Regions from separate parts of the Homo sapiens genome. Here region 1 is linked to region 2. Evidence: chromatin loops called from intact Hi-C (ENCODE). Cell type or tissue: heart right ventricle. All regions are shown on one strand. Region 1 has its middle 13 kb from the start of HEIH. Region 2 overlaps MGAT1 (alpha-1,3-mannosyl-glycoprotein 2-beta-N-acetylglucosaminyltransferase).

Region 1 (2,500 bases), 45 kb before region 2:
TGCTCCAGAAATGGGCCCAGGTCCTCAAGTGTACCTACAGCCAGATACAAGCCATTCAGGCTGATCCCAGACATGGTGGGGTCTCCCTTGTAGCACAGACCCAATGAACTGGTGCGGCTGAGCCTGCTCAGACCAGGGATGGAACATGGTTTAGGCACCACCCCCGGTTCCTTCCAGAGAACGATATGCAAGTGGGAAAAATAAAGGGGGAGGGAAAAGCGGGGAGGAGAAAGAGAAAAGAAAAGCCTGAAAAAACAGTGAGTATGGAATAGCCTTCCATAGGAGTGCATGTCTCTATTAGCAAATTTGTCTGAAGGTGAAAGCCTGGAAAATAATTTCATGTTTTGTGTATGAAGACACTGGGCGTGAAACGGTACTGAACACCAATCCTGCAATGCAGGGGAATTTTCCTCCGTGGGATTCAGAAATGAGAGGATCACCACCAGGACAACACCTGAAGATGGTGTTAGCTGAAGGCAGACATTGGGGACCTGAAGTCTGTCTGCATCAAGACCTTGAGTAATTGGCCACAGCTGTACCCAAGGAGTTCCTGGGCTGGGGAGACCCTTCATTTCTCTTCTCCAGCTTCAGCTAAAGGCCTAGAGACATGGAGAAGGAAGCAGAATACAGTACTTCAATTGTCTTCCTACTGAGGAGCCATTCTCATTTAGACCTGGCGGTTCTCAGGTCTGGATAGTGTCATTGTGCGAAGGAAGCCGTTTGCATGAAACCTGTGTAGAGTCAGTGAAGTATAGTGGCCGAGGACATGGTCTCCACAAGGAAGCCTGAGTTCAAATAAGGACTTTCACTTATTTCCAGATGACTTTAGGCAAGTAACTAAACTTGTGTGTCCTCACGTGTCTTTTTTTTTTTTTTTTTTTTTTTTTTTTTTTTTTTTAAGACGGTCTCGTTCTGTCGCCCAGGCTGGAGTGCAGGGGCATTAGCTCACTGCAGTCTCCACCTCCTGAGCTCAAGCAATTCTCATGCCTCAGCCTCCAGAGTAGCTGGGATTACAGGCATGCGCCACCATGCCAGGCTAACTTTGGTATTTTTGGTAGAGAAAGGGTTTCATCATTGTTGGCTGGGCTGGTCTTGAACTCCTGACCTCAAGTAATCTGCCCAGCCTCAGACTCCCAAGGTGCTGAGATTACAGGCCTGAACCACCACAGGCTACCATACTGGGCCCTCACCTGTCTTTTGTAAAGATAATAGTAGCAACCTCAGGTTGTAATGAGGGTTGGAAACATTAATAGTGTTAAGGTCCTTAGAAGGCTGCCTAGAATGAGAAGTATTTGCATAAGAATGTATGGAATAAGTCTGAAGTGTGGTGGCCCTGTCCAAAGACTCAGCATCTAGATGCTTGGGCAGTGGAGGACAACTCTTACCTGGAAGTCAAGGAAATCCCTCAAGGACCACCCCCTACTCAGACAAAACTTGAGAAGAAACATGAGAAAAGTTATTTTTTGGATGTTCCTGAGTGGTATCTTGCTTCTAAGTAAGCAATCCATTGTCTCTAAACAAACATGTTTTGTCTTTGTCGGGCTGCAAAAGGGCTCAGCAGGAGGAGCCTCCAGCTGAGGCCAGTAACCACACGTTGGGGGTTGAGGGCTGCCTCACGCTTGCCTTTCTGGCCTGGGCAGCCTGCTCACTCACATGGTACACATCTTGTTTCCCCTGTGTTTTCCCAGCAATATTCAGATGTGCTGGAGATTACTGTAGGAAGGGTTGGTGAGAGCCAGACTTTTACCATCTTAACCATGGCTATTTCTGGTGAGTGTCCCTTAAGATCTCAGAGGATAAGTAGTGGTCCTGGGGTGGGCAGGGCAAAGCCCCAGAGAGGAGCAGGTGAAGTTCCTCTGGTCTTGGGTGCAAACCATGGGGCCATATTCCATTCAGTGCAATAATATGGATTTATTTCCTGTTCTGTCATTTTCCCATCTGTAAAATGAGGGAAAAGACCTGTTTACAAGATTATTTTAAGGCTTAATAAAAATGCTCTGTACTTTATAAAAATTTTGTACAAACGTTGTTAAATTGACTATCTTTTTAAAAGTTGAAGGAGATAAGAATGAGAGCAAAAGTTGATGAAACAGCAAACACAACAAAGAACAACAAAGTCAAGGTTGCTGCTTTGAAAAGACAAAATTGGTAAACCTCTGATGTGATTGAGAAAGAAAAGCACAAATAATCAAAGTCAGGAATGAAAATTGGGAAATCACAACAGATTCCATGGCTTATTTAGAAGTATATTTTTTAACTTCCAAACATGGGAATTTCCTAGTTATATTTTTGTTATTGTTGTTACAAAACATGGTCCATGTGACTGCTGTCCTTTGAATTGTGTTGAGATTTGCTTTATGGCCCAGCATGTGTTTAACCTTAGTGAAGATTTGTGGGCACTTGAAAAGAATGCATGTTCTGCAGATGCCGCATGCAGTCATCTACATAAAGCCATTAGATTGTAATACGTTGTTCATATCTTCTCTGCTCTTAATGAAGT
Region 2 (2,500 bases):
TGTAGCAGATTGTATTTTCCCTCAAGGGCCTCACCCGTAAGTATCCCCTTCCACATGTAGTTATAGTTTGACATTGTCCACTTCCCACCTAGTGGTGGGGTTTATGATTCTCTCCCCTTGCATGTCAATAGGGACTTGTGGTTCCCTTGACCAGTGAGTAAGACAGACCTGATCCAAGGCTGAATCAGGAACAGGATACACTTTCACCTGGCTTGCCCGCTTTCTTGGAACACTCACCTTTGGAATGCAGCCACCACTTCCAGGACATTTCCAGGCCACATAGAGGGGTTCTAGTGAGCACTCCTGCTGATAAGGTCTCAGCTGCTGCCAACATCATCCTACAGACATGTGAGAGAATGTGAGAGCCTCTAGGGGCATCTGGCCCTCAGCTTTTGAGTCTTTCAGCAAGGCCTCAGGCATAGTGGAGCAGAGACACGTCATCTCCTCTGTGCTGCACTGTCCACATTTCTGACCAATAGAAACTGTGAGGAGTAAGTGATAACTATTGTTTTAAGCCACTAAATATCGAGGTAATTTATTATGCAGGAGTAGATACCTACTAAGGAAGGAGACATGAGTGGAGACAGGGCCTCAGTGTTTGGACTTGGAGCTGAGCACAGAGGGCAGGGAGGGCACTTGCCCTGCTTGTCAAGATTATCTAGAGTCTGTTTCTCTCATTGCTTCAGGTACTGATGGCTGCATAATGAGTCACCCCAGAACTTAGTGGCTTACAACAACAGAATCATTTTATTAACATCTCAGCTATGTGGTTCTTGCTTGTGGTCTTTCACGCCATTGCAGTCAGCTGGGGCTGGGATAATCTGGAGGGCTGTCTCCTGTGTCTAGCGGTTGATGCTGGCTGTCAGCTGGGACCTTAGCTGGGGTGGTCAGTTGGAATACCTATGGGGGTCCTGTCCATGTAGCAGTGTCCTGTCCATATAGCAGGGTCCTAGGAGTCAGCATCTTAAGAGGACCAGGTGGAAACTACTGCCTTTTATGAGTTAGTCTCACAAGTCACATAGCATCTCTTCCCAGAACCAAAGGGAGGGAACATAGACCCTCAGCTCTGGAGGCAGGAGTGTCTTTATCACTTGTAAGAAGAGCATATGGAATGGGATATGTGCGGTCATCTCTGGAAAATGTCACACTTCACTCTCTTGCTGCTGCGTTGGCCATCTTTCTCCCTGATTTCGGTAATAGTGCAAGCAGTCTTCCATCCAGCCACTTGAACCTCATACATGTGCCAAGCACTGTGGTGGGCACAGAGGTCATAGAGTCTTTTTTCCTAAGGAGGAAGGTGGGAGTCAGGTCAGCGTGGCCACAGATTCTGTTACAGCGTGGAGAGAGTGCTGTGGGAGTGTAGTCATAGGGAGGCCTGGCTCTGTCTGTGATGTTACAGAAGGAGTCACCTGAAGTGGCCTGAAAGGATGTGTGGGTGGCTGGCAGGTGGCGCTGTGGGTCAAATTCCAGGATGAGGGACCAGCTGGAGCAGAGACACAGCAGCGTCCAGGTATATGCTTACTGGGGAAAAAGCAGCCTGCTGAGGCCAGAGTGCAGGGTCCATGGGGTTAGTGGTTGGAGGTAAGGTTGAAAAGGGATGTTTCAGACAGTCTGTCTGAAGGGCTTTGGATGTCATCATAATGAGTTTGAGTTTGAGTTTGTGGGCAGTGCAGCCTCTGATGGTTTTTAAAGCAAGTTAATGTCGTGACCAGGTGTACTTGTCAGGAAGGATGCGCTGTTGCTGTTGGGAAGGTTTGTGAGAGGGAAGCAAGATTAGTGACAGGTGGACCAGCTGGGAAACTACATCAAGAGTCCAGACTTAAAACAGTGTTTCCTACGAAGGAATGAGTTCAGGTTAAAGGGCTGGAGGGCTTGACATGGGATGCTAGCAGTCAATGAGTAACTTTGTACTTCCATTTTCATAGTTTTGAAGTTCTTGGTCCTAGATGTATTTCAGAATTGAGAATTTTTTGGATTTTGAAAAGATGATCTGGTGAATTTACTCTGTAGTGGAAGATCAGAAGCAGCATGGCATAAGCCACCATGTTTATTTCTGTAGCAAAATGTATGAATAGCCACAGCAGGAGAGAGAAAAGACTATAAATAGCCCCATATTAGATCAGATCAGATTTTACCAAATGAGGCTGGATGAGGTTTTACTGCCAATTGAGTTTAGAAAACTTCTGTGTTTTAGTGCTTCTTGGATTTGGCAGTTACAGTTGAGGAACTGTGGATGTTTTTAGATCCCAGGCACATCTGCTGAATGTTGAGAGCCCTAGCACAGCGGCTTGGCAGTGCTGGTGGAGCCAATCCCTGTCTTCATGTAGCTTGCAGCTGAGGGGGCCTGAGAGAAGTTGAGCAAGTGGTTGCGCTTGTTGCTGTTGGTGAAGGGTAGGTGGACCTTACATGGTCCCAGGCGTCAAGGAAGGCATCTTGGCAGAGACACGAATCAGAGTGTGCCAGGTGAAGAAGATAGGGAAGAGCAGAGCTGGCACATGGG

What was found. Peaks named below come from ENCODE experiments on the same cell type or tissue, not always from the same donor. Only the 100,000 strongest peaks of a DNase experiment are listed, where the experiment ranks them.
Region 1: it touches region 2 in a loop (2.2-fold over the local background); 40 of 110 quality-filtered maps call a loop at or near these places.

The regions. Positions count from the first base shown.
Region 1 is chr5:180,843,725-180,846,224 of GRCh38, reverse strand. It overlaps a transcript of ZFP62 not described here. Among named protein-coding and RNA genes, the nearest start is that of HEIH, 13 kb to the right of the region's middle. RefSeq lists a silencer at 1,442-1,736. In heart right ventricle, no CTCF peak of the experiment used is centred here; no DNase peak of the experiment used is centred here.
Region 2 is chr5:180,798,327-180,800,826 of GRCh38, reverse strand. All of the region lies in intron 1 of MGAT1 (alpha-1,3-mannosyl-glycoprotein 2-beta-N-acetylglucosaminyltransferase), which reads left to right. Among named protein-coding and RNA genes, the nearest start is that of MGAT1, 3.2 kb to the left of the region's middle. In heart right ventricle, a CTCF peak has its summit at 1,449; DNase peaks (open chromatin) are centred at 286 and 1,486; H3K4me3 peaks cover 2,500 bases; H3K27ac peaks cover 2,389 bases.